Linked DNA regions of Homo sapiens: region 1 is linked to region 2. The links are chromatin contacts, found by POLR2A ChIA-PET in ENCODE. All regions are on one chromosome and are shown on one strand. Each heading gives the region's core, a stretch centred on a gene start or an enhancer-like site at or near the end of the contact. The rest is flanking DNA. Distances are from core to core; before and after follow the strand shown.

What was found. ChIA-PET counts read pairs that join two places held with the same protein, here RNA polymerase II (POLR2A).
Region 1: POLR2A ChIA-PET joins it to region 2 with 12 read pairs in HEK293. The contact joins the enhancer-like site here to the promoter of CLDN3 in region 2. POLR2A ChIA-PET finds 5 or more read pairs at or near these places in 2 of 52 experiments (CD4-positive, alpha-beta memory T cell and HEK293).

What each region holds. Positions count from the first base shown.
Region 1 is chr7:74,603,200-74,609,664 of GRCh38, forward strand. No RefSeq gene overlaps it. Among named protein-coding and RNA genes, the nearest start is that of MIR10525, 10 kb to the left of the region's middle. RefSeq lists a silencer at 3,299-3,708. Within about 2 kb of position 1,257, at least 9 of the 41 ENCODE cell types and tissues checked have a DNase peak (open chromatin) inside an H3K27ac peak, as active enhancers do.
Region 2 is chr7:73,765,937-73,772,368 of GRCh38, forward strand. It overlaps CLDN3 (claudin 3), which reads right to left and starts at 4,334. Exons shown (of 1, transcript NM_001306.4): 1 at 3,061-4,334. The coding sequence starts at 4,113. The coding sequence ends at 3,451.

The DNA of each region.
Region 1 (6,465 bases), core at 7-2,506, 830 kb after region 2:
CCGAGGCGGGTGGATCACCTGAGGTCAGGAGTTCGAGACCAGCCTGGCCAACATGGTGAAACCCCATCTCTACTAAAAATGCAAAAATTAGCCAGGTGTGGTGGCGGGAACCTGTAATCCCAGCTACTCAGGAGGCTGAGGTAGGAGAATCACTTGAACCTGGGAGGCAGAGGTTGCAGTGAGCTGAGACCACGCCATTGCACTGCAGCTGGGGCAAGAAGAACAAAAGTCCGTCTCAAAAAAACAAAACAAAAGCACAAAAATTAGCCAGGCGTGGTGGTGCACACACCTGGAGTCCAGCTACTCAGGAGGCTGAGGCAGGAGGAGGATTGCTTGAGTAAAGATGGTTGAGGCTGTAGTGAGTCATGATTACACCACTGCACTCCAGCCTGGGCGACAAAGCAAGACCCTGTCTCAAAAAAAAAAAAAAGTGTTAAATATGGTAAATGTCAGAGAGGGAGGGGCCCATCCCAGTGAAGCACTGTGGCTGGATGGGAGGCTTCTTCAAAAAGGGGTTTGGAGACCAGGTGCGGTGGCTCACGCCTGTAATCCCAGCACATTGAGAGGCCAAGGTGTGCAGATCGCCTGAAGTCAGGAGTTCGAGACCAGCCCAGCCAACATGATGAAACCCTATCTCTACTAAAAATACAAAAAAATTAGCCAGGTGTGGTGGCGCGCAACTGTAATTCCAGCTACTTGGAAGGCAGAGGCAGGAGAATTGCTTGGACCCAGGAGGCAGAGGTTGCAGTGAGCCGAGACTGTACCATTGCACTCCAGCCTGGGCAACAAGAATGAAACTCCATCTCAAAAAAAAAGGGGGGTGGGGTGGGGGCAGGACAAGTTTTCTTTTTTCAGAGGCAAGTTCTTTCTGTGTCCCCAGGCTGGAATGCAGTGGCACGATCATATCTTCCTGCAGCCTCAAACTCCTGGGCTCAAGTAATCCTCCTGCCTCAGCCTCCAGAGTAGCTGGGACTACAGGTGTGAGCCACCACACCCAGCTAATTTTTTGATTTTTTTGTAGAGATGGGGTCTTGGGTTATGTTGCCCAGGCTGGCTGCAAATTCCTGGGCTCAAGCCATCCTCCTGCCCCAGCCTCCCAGAGTGCTGGGATTAGAGGCGTGAGCCACCATGCCCAGCCTGGGATGATTTTGGATAGAGCTCTGGATACCTGACAAGCAGAGTGATGGGGTCCCAGCTGTGTCTCAGAAAGACCACTTTAGGGGCAGGTGGGAAGTTGAAGGAAGGGACAAGACTGAAGGCAGAAAGACAAGTCACAAGAGCGTGGCAGGCGTCCAAGGCCTGGCACCCAGTCCCTGCTTATTGGGTGACACATATTTACTGAGCCCTGCCCTTCTGGCTGGGGAGGCCAAGCAGCTGAGTGTCCTAATTGGGGAGGCAGCTGCCAGGGAGTACAAAACAGAGTAGGGCTGGTGCGGTGGCTCAGGCCTGTAATCCCAGTGCTTTGGGAGGCCAAGGTGGGAGGATCGCTTGAGGCCAGGAGTTCAAGACCAGCCTAGACAACATAGTGGAACCCTTTCTCTAAAAAATGTTAATTAGCTGGGTATGGTGGTGTGTGCGTGGTCCCAGCTACTCTGGAGGCTGAGGCAGGAGGATTGTTTGAGACCAAGAGTTTGACACTGCAGTGAGCCGTGATTGCACCACTGCTCTTGAGCATGGGCAACAGAGCAAGACCCTGCCTCTGAAAAAACAAAGCGGGGGGGCCTCACCTAGTGCAGAAAGTAGGAAGAGTCCTTGAAGCTGAGGCTTGAAGAGCAAGTGAGGCTTTGGGGGGACAAAGAGAGGAGGGCTGAGGTAGGTGGGTGTTTAAGACGAGAGCGATGTGGGCAAAAACGGAGCTGGACAGGGACTGGGTACGTTCCAGGAATAAGAAGGTGTCACCAGAGCAGACACAGGGTGGCTGGAGGTGACATGTCAGGGCAGGTGTGGACTTAGTCAGGGTTCCCGAGGACGCTAAGCAGGTGTCTCCTACACATGGTGCCGGGCTGAAGTGGTGGGCAGAGGCAGACATCCAGCCTGGGTTACACCTGCCCAGCCATGCACTCTGGGACAGAGCTGCGTACTTTTTCTCACCGACCCACGTGGAAGGCCTCATAAGCCGGGCCAAGGCAATTTCCAGAAGGCAAATGAGACCCACAGCAGGAAGTACCTGGGGGAGAGCCAGGCCTAGGTCTGCATTTTGGAAGGGTGCCCCTGCCCGCTGAGAGATGTCGGAGAAGGAAGGGAGGAATACATCAGAAGACCACCTGGGAGGCTCCAACAGAAGATAGCAGTAGAGGCCAGGCGTAGTGGCTCATGCCTGTAATCCCAGCACTTTGGGAGGCTGAGGTGGGTGGATCACCTGAGGCCAGGAGTTCGAGACCAGCCTGGCCAACATGGTGAAACCCTGTCTCTACTAAAAATACAAAAATTAGCTGGGCATGGTGGTGGACACCTGTAATCCCAACTACTCTGGAGGCTGAGGCAGAAGAATCTCTTGAACCCAAGAGGCAGAGATTGGCAGTGAGCTGAGATCGCACCACTGCACTCCAGCCTGGGCAACAGAGCGAGACTCCGTCTCAAAAAAAGAGAGAGAGAGAGAGATGGCAGTGGTTTGGGCCAGGTGGAGAAAATAACTAGAGGGTCAGCCAGTCGGGTGGACGAGGGGTTCTGGAGAGTCAGGGGTCAGGGTGGTCCCAGGATCTGGCTCTAACCGTCCACCCAGGGCCCAGAATGAGGCCTGTGGCTTGGAGGGACTGAGTTCTGAATCAGCTGAGGAAATGGTCAAAACTTTAGTCCAGGGCTTCTGCCAGTCCTCAGGGTCAGTCCCATCCATGCCCAGAGCTGGGAGGAAGGCCCCATCCCAGCCTTCCAGACCACACTTCCTCCTGGAAAGACGCTAGAAACCACGTGCCTGGCACAGCCACCCCCTCTCCGCTGGTGCAAACCCCCCACCCAGTCAGCTGCCAGCCTCACCTTCCTCCCTCCCACCTCCTAGTGGCTCCCAGTGCCACCAGGCGCCTCCACTCCACCCTCAGCCCCTGCCCTGGGCCGGGCCCACTTTTTCCACTCCAGGATGGGGGCAGGAGTGACCTCCTCAACTGGCCACCACCTCCAAGCAGAAACTGCCTATGAAGTCAAGATGATCTGAAGAGTCCTTGCAGCTGCCACCTTGCCTTCAACCCTCACGTCCTGTAACCCATCCCCCACCCCCGATCCTGTGACTCTGGATTTAAAATCTGTTTTGCTTTCCTTGCACCCAGTGCAAGCATCTAGGTGCGGCGTTCCAGGCGCCTCGCAGGGGGTCGGGTCCCCAGCCTTCTGTCCCACCGTTCCGTCCCCCGGGCCCGGCCCACCTGGCGCCCCCTCCCGCCCGCCACCGCCCGCTGGCGCCTGTCGGTCGTCTAGACCCGCCGCCCCCGCTCCACCGCTCAGATCCGCGGCCAGAGCCGGAAGTGGCTCCTGCCCCGGCCGGGAGCGGCGGGGCTGAGACTGTGCCCGCGGGCACTGCCATCCCGTGCATGGAGAGGGCGCAGAGCCCGGGGGTAGGGCGGGCCGGGGAACCCGATCCTCCTTCATCCGCGCAAAGGCCCGCGAAGCTCCCAATCTGTTCTCTTTCAGGCTCACTGTGCAGATGGCGTGCAATTAAGTGGGTCGGTGCAGCAAACCCTCGTATCCTCCCGCTTCCCTAAAAGCAGAGGATTGAGCCGCTGCACTCCAGCCTGGGCAACACAGCGAGACCCTATGTCTTAAAGAAAGGGCAGAAGTGGGGACCCCTCTCCCACCCCCTTCCCCTGCTCCAAGCCAAAGCGTTTGAAGCAAGAGGTTGCCTCCTGTGAGTTTCCCCCAGTCCCTGGAGGCCTGGGCTTTGGGAGGTGTGTCCAGGCAGAGGACAGAGGTCTTGTGCAAAGGGCCGCTTTTCCCTTCGCCCACCCTGCGCCCGCCCAGCCCCTTATCCGATGGGAAAGCCTTACTGACTCTTTTCCTCGCAGAAGCGCCCAGATGCTGTTTATGCAACCTCTCCAGAATCTCAGTGTACTGTACTTTTTAAAAAGTGATTTGATTCAAAGCACTCATTCTTTAATTAAACTTCATTTAGCTGCCATCTGTCTCGGTTCGAAATGGCTTCGTGTTTTGCAACTCTAAATGAGAATTGTTATTGGATTTGTAAACACATCCCCAAAAAAATCACAAAACACTTTCAAAAGTAATAAATGAAGGACGGTTAGGAGCTGCATCTTAAACGTTCTAATTGCCGGGGAATGTATTCTGGTGGGTACACAGTCATTTTATATACAAATCATTGTACAAAAATCTGGTATCAATGAAAAGATCAAGATTATAGAAAATGCTGGAATTATATCTGACTGAAAACAGTAATAAAGCAATAATTGGCGCAGGGACGGGCCACAAAACGAGACGGGGCACCTGCTCCCCTCGGGCCACCCTCCCGCACCGCCCAGGTGCCTGGCTTGGTGCACTCAGGGGAGGGTTGGTCCTGAGCTCTCCTGGCTGGTGCTTCCAACGGCCCTGCGAGGTACCTCTTTTTAAGGAACCAAAGCGTTATTTATCTTCATTATTAATTATTACTTTTTTTTTTTCTAAAAGACAGGGTCTCGGCCGGTCGAGATGGCTCACACCTGTAATCCCAGCACTTTGGGAGGCTGAGGCGGGCGGATCACGAGGTCAAGAGTTCAAGACCAGCCTGGCCAACATAGTGAAACCCCGTCTCTACTAAAAAATACAAAAATTAGCTGGGCGTGGTGACGGATGCCTGTAATCCCAGCTACTCGGGAGGCTGAGGCAGGAGAATCGCTTGAAACCAGAAGGTGGAGGTTGCAGTGAGTGGAGATCGCACCGCTGCACACGCCAGCCTGGGCAACAGAGCAAAACTCCATCTCAAAAAAAAAAAAAAGGCCGGGTGCGGTGGCTCACACCTGTAATCCCAGCACCTTGGGAGGCCGAGGTGGGTGGATCACAAGGTCAGGAGATCAAGACCATACTGGCTAGCATGGTAAAACCCCGTCTCTACTAAAAAACATACAAAAAATTAGCCGGGCACCTGTAGTCCCAGCTACTCGGGAGGCTGAGGCAGGAGAATGGTGTGAACCCAGGAGGCGGAGCTTGCAGTGAGCTGAGATCGTGCCACTGCACTCCAGCCTGGGTGAGAGAGCAATACTGCATCTCAAAAAAAAAAAAAAAAGAGACAAGGTCTCTTTGTGTGGCCCAGGCTGGAATGCAGTGGCTCGATCATAGCTCACTGAAGCCTGGAACTCCTGGGCTCAAGTGATCCCCCCGCCTCGCCTCCCAACTGGCTGGGACTTCAGGCACATGCCACCATGCCCAGCTAATTTTTCTTATTGTAAAGACAGAAGTTCACTATGTTGCCCAGGCTGGTCTTAAACTCCTGGCCTCAAGGGATCCTCTCACTTGGGACTCACAAAATGCTGGGATTACAGGTGTGAGCCATTGCACTTGGCCACTGCCCTGTAATTTTTAAATTTCATCATCTTCCTAAAACTCATGGCTGGGCATGATGGTGGGCACCTGTAGTACCAGCTACTAAGGAGACCAAGGTGGGAGGCTCACCTGAGCCCAGGGATTCAAGGCTGCAGTGAGCTATAATTGTGCCACTGTACTCCAGCCTGGGCGACAGAGCAAGACCCTATCTCAAGTAAATAAATATCATTTTATTAATATCAAGTATCATTCGTTCTTTTTTTTTTTTTTTTTTTTTTTTTTTTTGAGGTGGAGTCTATTCTGTCACCCAGGCTGGAGTGCAGTATCGGGATCTTGGCTCACTGCAACCTCCGTCTCCCAGGGTCAAGTGATTCTCCTGCGTCAGACCCCTAAGCAGCTGGGATAACAGGCTTGCGCCACCACGCCTGGCTAATTTTTGTATTTTTAGTAGAGACAGTGTTTCACCATGTTGGCCAGGCTGGTCTTGAACTCCTGACCTCAAGTGATCCACCCGTCTCAGCCATCCAAAGTGCTGGGATTACAGGCGTGAGCCACTGCACCCAGCCTACAATAACTTATTTTTTCTGTCATTATTTTCTGCTTCTCTGCCTGCTTTATGCTTTATGATGTCAAGGACTGTGTCCATTTTATCCACCGTTCTATCCTAGCGCCTACGTCCAGGACATACAAGGTACTCACTAAATGTGAGCGAGTTGGTGAAAGAATATAAACTACACCGGTCTCCTGGAAAATAAGAGGGCCCTTAAATCTTTTTTTTTTTTTTTTTTTTTGAGACAGGGTCTCACTCTGTCACCCAGCTGGAGTGCAGTGGCGCGCTCCTAGCTCACTGCAGCCTCCAATTCCCAGACTGAAGTGATCCTCCTTCCACAGCCTCCCAAAGCACTAGAATTACAGGCACATGCCACTGCACCCAGCTGCCTTAACTCTTTTTTTTTTTTTTTGAGACGGAGTTTCACTCTTGTTGCCCAGGCTGGAGTGCAATGGTGC
Region 2 (6,432 bases), core at 3,084-5,583:
CAGCTACTTGGGAGGCTGAGGCAGGAGAATTGCTTGAACCCAGGAGGTGGAGGTTGCAGTGAGCCCAGATCACGCCACTGCACTCCAGCCTGGGTGATGGAGTGAGACTCTGTCTAAAAAAAAAAAAAATTTCAAGTCTCCCCAGTGCCCAAATACATGTGCAACCCTCGTTTCCCTTCAAGTTGCTGGCTCGACCTACAAGTCCCTTTCTTTTCTTTTTTTTTGAGACAGAGTCTCGCTCTGCTGCCCAGGCTGGAGTGCAGCGGTGAGATGTCAGCTCACTGCAACCAGTTCATCATGTTGGCAGGGCTGGTCTTGAACTCCTGACATCAGGTGATCCTCCCGTCTTGGCCTCCCAAAGTGCAGGGATTACAAGCGTGAGCCACTGCCCCCAGCCACAATACCCCCCTACTTTTTTTTTTTTTTTTTTTTTTTTTTAAGACAGAGTCTGTCTCTGTCACCTAGGCTAGAGTGCAGTGGTGCGATCTCGGCTTGCTGCAACCTCTGCCTCCTGGGTTCAAGCAATTCTCCTGTCTCAGCCTCCCAAGTAGCTGGGATTACAGGCGTGTGCCACCACACCCGGCTAATTTTTAATATTTTTGGTAGAGATGGGGTTTCACCATGTTGACCAGGCTGGTCTCGAACTCCTGACCTCAAGTGATCCTCCCAAAGTACTGGGACTACAGTGCCCACCACCATGCCTGGCTAATTTTTGTATTTTTAGTAGAGTTGGGGTTTCACCATGTTGGCCAGGCTTGTCTTGAACTCCTGGGCTCAAGCTATCCCCCTCACCCCAACCCCTGCCACGCCTCGGCCTCCCAAAGTGCTGGGGTTACAAGCGTGAGCCACTGCTCCCAGCCACAATTCCCTTTCTATGCAAATCTCTTGCACGCATTGTCTACGGCTCCTGGTTTCAACTCTCGCCTCCCACTCCCTTTTCCATCTAGTGTTTCCGTTTCCACACCTCTTGCTAAGGCCACCAATGACCACCTGGCTACTGTGAATTCCGTGGCTATTCCTCAGGTCTCATCTTGCCTGACCACTCCTGCAACCTCAGACACTGTTGCCCACACCCACCTCCTTGAAACTCTTTTTGTTCTGTGAGTTTCTAGACTGACTTCTTCCCCGACCCTGGTTTCGGTTGCCATCCCTATGCAACGACTTTCAGGTTTACGAGATCTCTAGACGTCATCCTACTTCCTGGACGTCTCTGCCAGGACGTTCTCCAGACTCGCCAAACTCTACATTTATTTTATTTTTATTTATTTATTTTTTGAGACAAGATCTCACTCTGTCGCCCAGGCTGGATTGCAGTGGTGCATTCTCTACTCGCTGCAGCCTCAATCTCCTGGGCTCAAGTAAACCTCCCACCTCAGCCTCCCATGTAGCTGGGATTACAGGCATATACCACCACACCTAGCTAATTTTTAATTTTTTTGTAGAGATGGGGTCTCACTATGCTACCCAGGCTGGTCTCGGACTCCTAGGCTGAAGATACTCTCCAGCCTTGGCCTCCCAAAGTGCTGGGATTACAGGCGTGAGCCACCATGCCCTGGCCTCACCAAACTCTATACGTTCAAAATGGAACCCATCATCTTTCCGTCTCCTATTTTGGTAAATGATACCACTATCCAATCAGTGACCTAAGTTGAAACTCCCAGATTCCAGCCTTCTTTTCTAGATTCTCGCCTCTCTCACCCTGCACATCCAAATGGCTCCCGGGTCCTGCCCACTTTAACAGCCCCTGTCAGGTTCTGCCCCCACTCCCTGCCCCTGCCTAATTTCTGGCCACCATCATTTCACTCCAAGATGGCGGCATATCCTGTTAGGTGGTTCCCCTCCTTTATCTTTCTCCTTGAATCCCAGTTCCACAGGGGCTGCTGGAGAGGTTAAAAGCATCTGACCAGGTACTTCCCCTTTCATGACTCCCTACACCCAGAGTAAGGTTCAAAGTTTGTAATTCCACATACGGACTCTCCATGACTTGGCCTTTGCTTGCTGGAGTCCTGGGCTTTACTGACACTTCCTGTCTCCCTTTATGTTCCATCCAGTCATTTGAATCTCTCGCCCCCACCAAGTCACCCTGTGCCTGGGTTCAGGCCCCTTTTCCCGCCTGAATCTCCTGTGTTTTCTCCAAGGCACCAGTGCCTCTCCACACTGTTCACCTTAACCACTCCTCTGGGGTGTGTGTGTGTGTGTGTGTGTGTGTGTGTGTGTGTGTGTTTTGTCGTTGTTGTTTTTGAGACAGGGTCTCACTCTGTTGCCCCAGCTGGAGTGCAGTGGCACAATCATAGCTCACGGTAGCCTTTACCTCCTGGGCTCAAGCCATCCTCCTGCTTCAGCCTCCTGAGTAGCTGGGACCACAGGTGTATGCCATCATACCCAGTTAATTTTTTTTTTTTTTGGTAGAGATAGGGTCTTGCTATGTAGCCCAGGTTGGTCTCGAACTCCTGGGCTCAAGCGAGCCTCCCACCTCGTCCTCTAGGAGTGAGCCAGTGAGACCCGGCCTCAAGCCCCTCTGAGATACCCCTTCTAAGTCCTCCCTCTTTCCCTCCCTTGAGGGTCCCAGGAAGGAGATGGGGACCCTTTCTCATCTCTCCCCCAGGTGAGAAGATTTGGCCCGGTTTTACTTTTGGTGGCGTGTTTTATCCAAACAATAGGTCTTTTTGTTTTCGTTTTTCCAATAGGAAATGGCAGTACGGAATGCGCTCTTTCACAAGGCGCACGGGAGATTCCGAATGTGTCGGGTATTGTGCGGGGTCCGGGCTCCCAGCACAGACCCAGGGGCACATCTCTGCCACCTTCCCCTCCCATCCCCAGCCATGGCGTGCGGAAAGTGCTCATGCCTGCTTCCTAGATTGGGCGCTGGCTTTGGCCTCACAGGCTGTCTTCCGAATCCCCAGGGAGTGGGCAAGTGACCACCCCGCCATCACCAAGCTCAGCTTACAACCCCATCTTCCCTCTAAGCTCCATCCGGGAGAGCGAGATCCAGCCAAGGCCGCCCCGAGGGGGAGCTCTGCAGGGAGGTGGAGGCGCTGGGAACAAGGAGGCTCCAGCGAGTGCAAAACGAAAGGCTTTTATTGAAAAATATCAAGTGCCCCTTCCAGGGCTGCCGGTCCCTGCCCAGCGCGAGCATGGGGGCAGCGGCCCGATGGGGCTCGACGGGGTGGTCAAGTATTGGCGGTCACCCAGGCCCCGTGCTCCAGAAGGGTGAGGTTTCACAGTCCATGCAGGTTGGTCCCTGGGCCCCGAAGTCGACTGCCCGGCCCGCAAAGCCGTGGCTGCTGGGGAAGCTGCCCCAGTCCAGCGCGGGGGCTTCCTGGCTTCTGGGGGTGGGCTGGCCTCCGAGGCAAGGCTGCACGCTGGATGGCCTGGTGCGCGCTCCAGCTCGCGGTGGTGGTGGTGGTGTTGGTGGTGGTGGTGGTGGTGGGGTCTCCCTGCGTCTGTCCCTTAGACGTAGTCCTTGCGGTCGTAGCCTGTGCCCAGGCTGGCTCCCGGGCCGGTGGAGCGCGGCGCGGAGTAGACGACCTTGGTGGCCGTGTACTTCTTCTCGCGTGGGGGACACGAGCAGCAGAGCAGCGCGCCCCCCAGCAGCTGCAGCGCCGCGGCCGCCCAGCCCACGTACAGGCCCGCGCCCATCTCGCGCTTCTGCGCCTCGGGCACCACGGGGTTGTAGAAGTCCCGGATAATGGTGTTGGCCGACCAGGACACCGGCACGAGGGTGAGCAGGGCGGCGAGAAGGAACAGCACGCCTGCCACGATGGTGATCTTGGCCTTGGCCGTGTCGTCCTGCACGCAGTTGGTGCACTGGGCGCCCACCAGCGCCACTAGCAGCCCGAAGGCGGCCAGCAGGATGGCCACCACGATGAGGGCGCGGGCCGCCTGAAGGTCCTGTGGCAGTGCCAGCAGCGAGTCGTACACCTTGCACTGCATCTGGCCGGTGCTCTGCACCACGCAGTTCATCCACAGGCCCTCCCAGATGTTCTGCGACGTGATGATGTTGCTGCCGATGAAGGCCGACACGCGCCACATGGGCAACGCGCAGCACACGATGGTGCCCAGCCAGCCCAGCACGGCCAGCGCGGTGCCCGTGATCTCCAGGCCCATGGACATGGCTGCCGCGGCAAGGCCCGCTCCACCGGGTGGCTCCGGGTGCGGGGAGACGAGGGGCCGGGGCCGCTGGGCCTGGCGGGAGCTGCGGCGCCCCGACGGACGGACGGACGGACGGACTGACTCACCGACGGCGCGCGCTAACGGCTCGGCTCCATACGCTCTCGCCGCGGCTGCGCCTGCACCTGCCTGTGGCTTTGTGGGCGGGCGGCGGCGACTGGGCTGGCCCTGGGCTGGGGCCGGTGCGTCTTAGCTAAGTGCCCAGCGCTCCGGTGGGGGCGGTAGGGGCGGAGCCGCGCTCTCCAGGGCCTAAGGACAGTGACGTGGCCCCTGCCTCCCACCTTCACCGAGCGTCCTGGGAGGAAGGACTTGGCCCTGCGCGGCCCACAACGCCGGGGTAGGGGGGTTGCCAAGGAAGGGCGGGACCTGACCCAGCCCCCGCCCCTCGGTCCTTGTCCCTCTCTGCTCGGGAATGAATTCTCCGGGGCAAAACCGAGGACGGGATGCGTCAGGGGCTTGGGGTGCAAATCCCAAAGAATTTGACACGGCTTCTCTCTCCTCACCACTTTGGGCGCTTTTGGCACGTGCCGCGTGGGGATGGGGGCGCTGCCAATTACCCCGGAACGGCGGGGCGGGGAGGACCAGGGTGGGCGTGGCCGCGGCTGTTTGCAGGAGCCGCGCACCTGCTGCTCTGCCCCTCCCGTACACACGTCGCACAGGCTCAGCCTGAGTCCGGGCGGTGGGGTTGTCCAGCCCAGGAATTGCTGGGCCCAGAAGCCAGGGACTGCCTGCGCAAAGGTACCCAAAAGATGCCCTTAAGCCTAACTAAGCTCAAATTCCTCTCCAGCTCTCCCTCCAGTTCCCATCGCTGGCCGTGAGCCTGCATGCCTTTAGCTAAGCTGCTCTCCCCTCCCAGAAGTCCCCCTCCTCCCATTGAGTCCCCTCCCCTCTCCGAGCCCTGTCCTCCCTCCCTTTGAGCCTGAGTCAGGGCTGAGGCCCACCTTAATGAAATGGTGGTGAAAGAGGTTCGATCTCCGCAAAAGTGGGAAATCGGGCAGGACCGAGCACCGTGGTGGCTGACTCCTGTAATCCTCGCACTTTGGGAGGCTGAGAAGGGAGGATTGCTTGAGACCAGGAGTTCGACACCAGCCTGGGCAAAATAGTGAGACCCCGTCTCTACAAAAAATTAAAAAACTAGCCAGGTGTGGTGGCGTGTGCCTATAGTCCCAACTACTCCGGAGGCTCAGGCAGGAAATTACTTGAGCCCAGGAGTTCGAGGCTGCAGTGAGCTATGATCGCACCACTGCACTCCAGCCTGGGCATCAGAGCAGACCCTGTTTAAAAAAAAAAAAAAAAAAAAAAAAAAAGGTTGGGAAGTCAGAAATGCTACACTCAAAGCCCTGGCTGTCACACCTGGACGATCGTTCCCCCTTCTTCACCAAGCTCAGAGCCCTTCAGATTTGGCCTTGGAGGTTCAGCCTGGGCTGTTCCTAACCCCATCCCCTCTCTTCCCCTCAGAGCAGCCCTTGCATACCACATGCCCCTGCCTCAGAGTCCCTGCACTTACTGTCCCCTGTACATGGAACATGCCTGCAGACATCCACATAGCTTACTCCTAACTGCCTTCAGCTTTTTGCTCTCAGTGAGTCTTTCCCTGACCACCCTATTTAAAACTGCAGCTTCTGGCTGGGTACGGTGGCTCACGCCTGTAATCCCAGCACTTTGGGAGGCTGAGGCGGGTGGATCACTTGAGGTAAGGAGTTCCAGACCAGCCTGGCCAACGTGGCGAAATCCCGTCTCTACTAAAAATGCAAAAATTAGCCAGGCGTGGTGGTACACGCCTGTAATACCAGCTACTCGGGAGGCTGAGGCAAGAGAATTGCTTGAACCCAGGAGGTGGAGGTTGCAGTGAGCTGAGATCACACCCCTGCACTCCAACCTGGGTGACAAAGCGAGACTCTTTGTCTCAAAATAAAATAAATAAAATAAAATAAAATAAAATTGCAGTTTCTTACCCCACAATGCCTGCCCCCCTTTAATACTTTATATTCTGCTTAGCATGTAACACCATCGGACAATATTCTATATTTTTCTTATTTATGTTTCATTGTACTTAAAAAAATTTTAAATTGGCAATGATCGTACCTACGCGTGGCACACCCAGTGATGTTTTAATACATAGAATGTATAGTAATCATATCAGGGTAATTGGCATATTCATCATCTCAAACTTTTATTTCTTTGTGCTGGGAACGTTCAATAACTTATTTATTTATTTATTTTAGAGACAGTGTCTTGCTCTGTCACCCAGGCTGGAGTGCA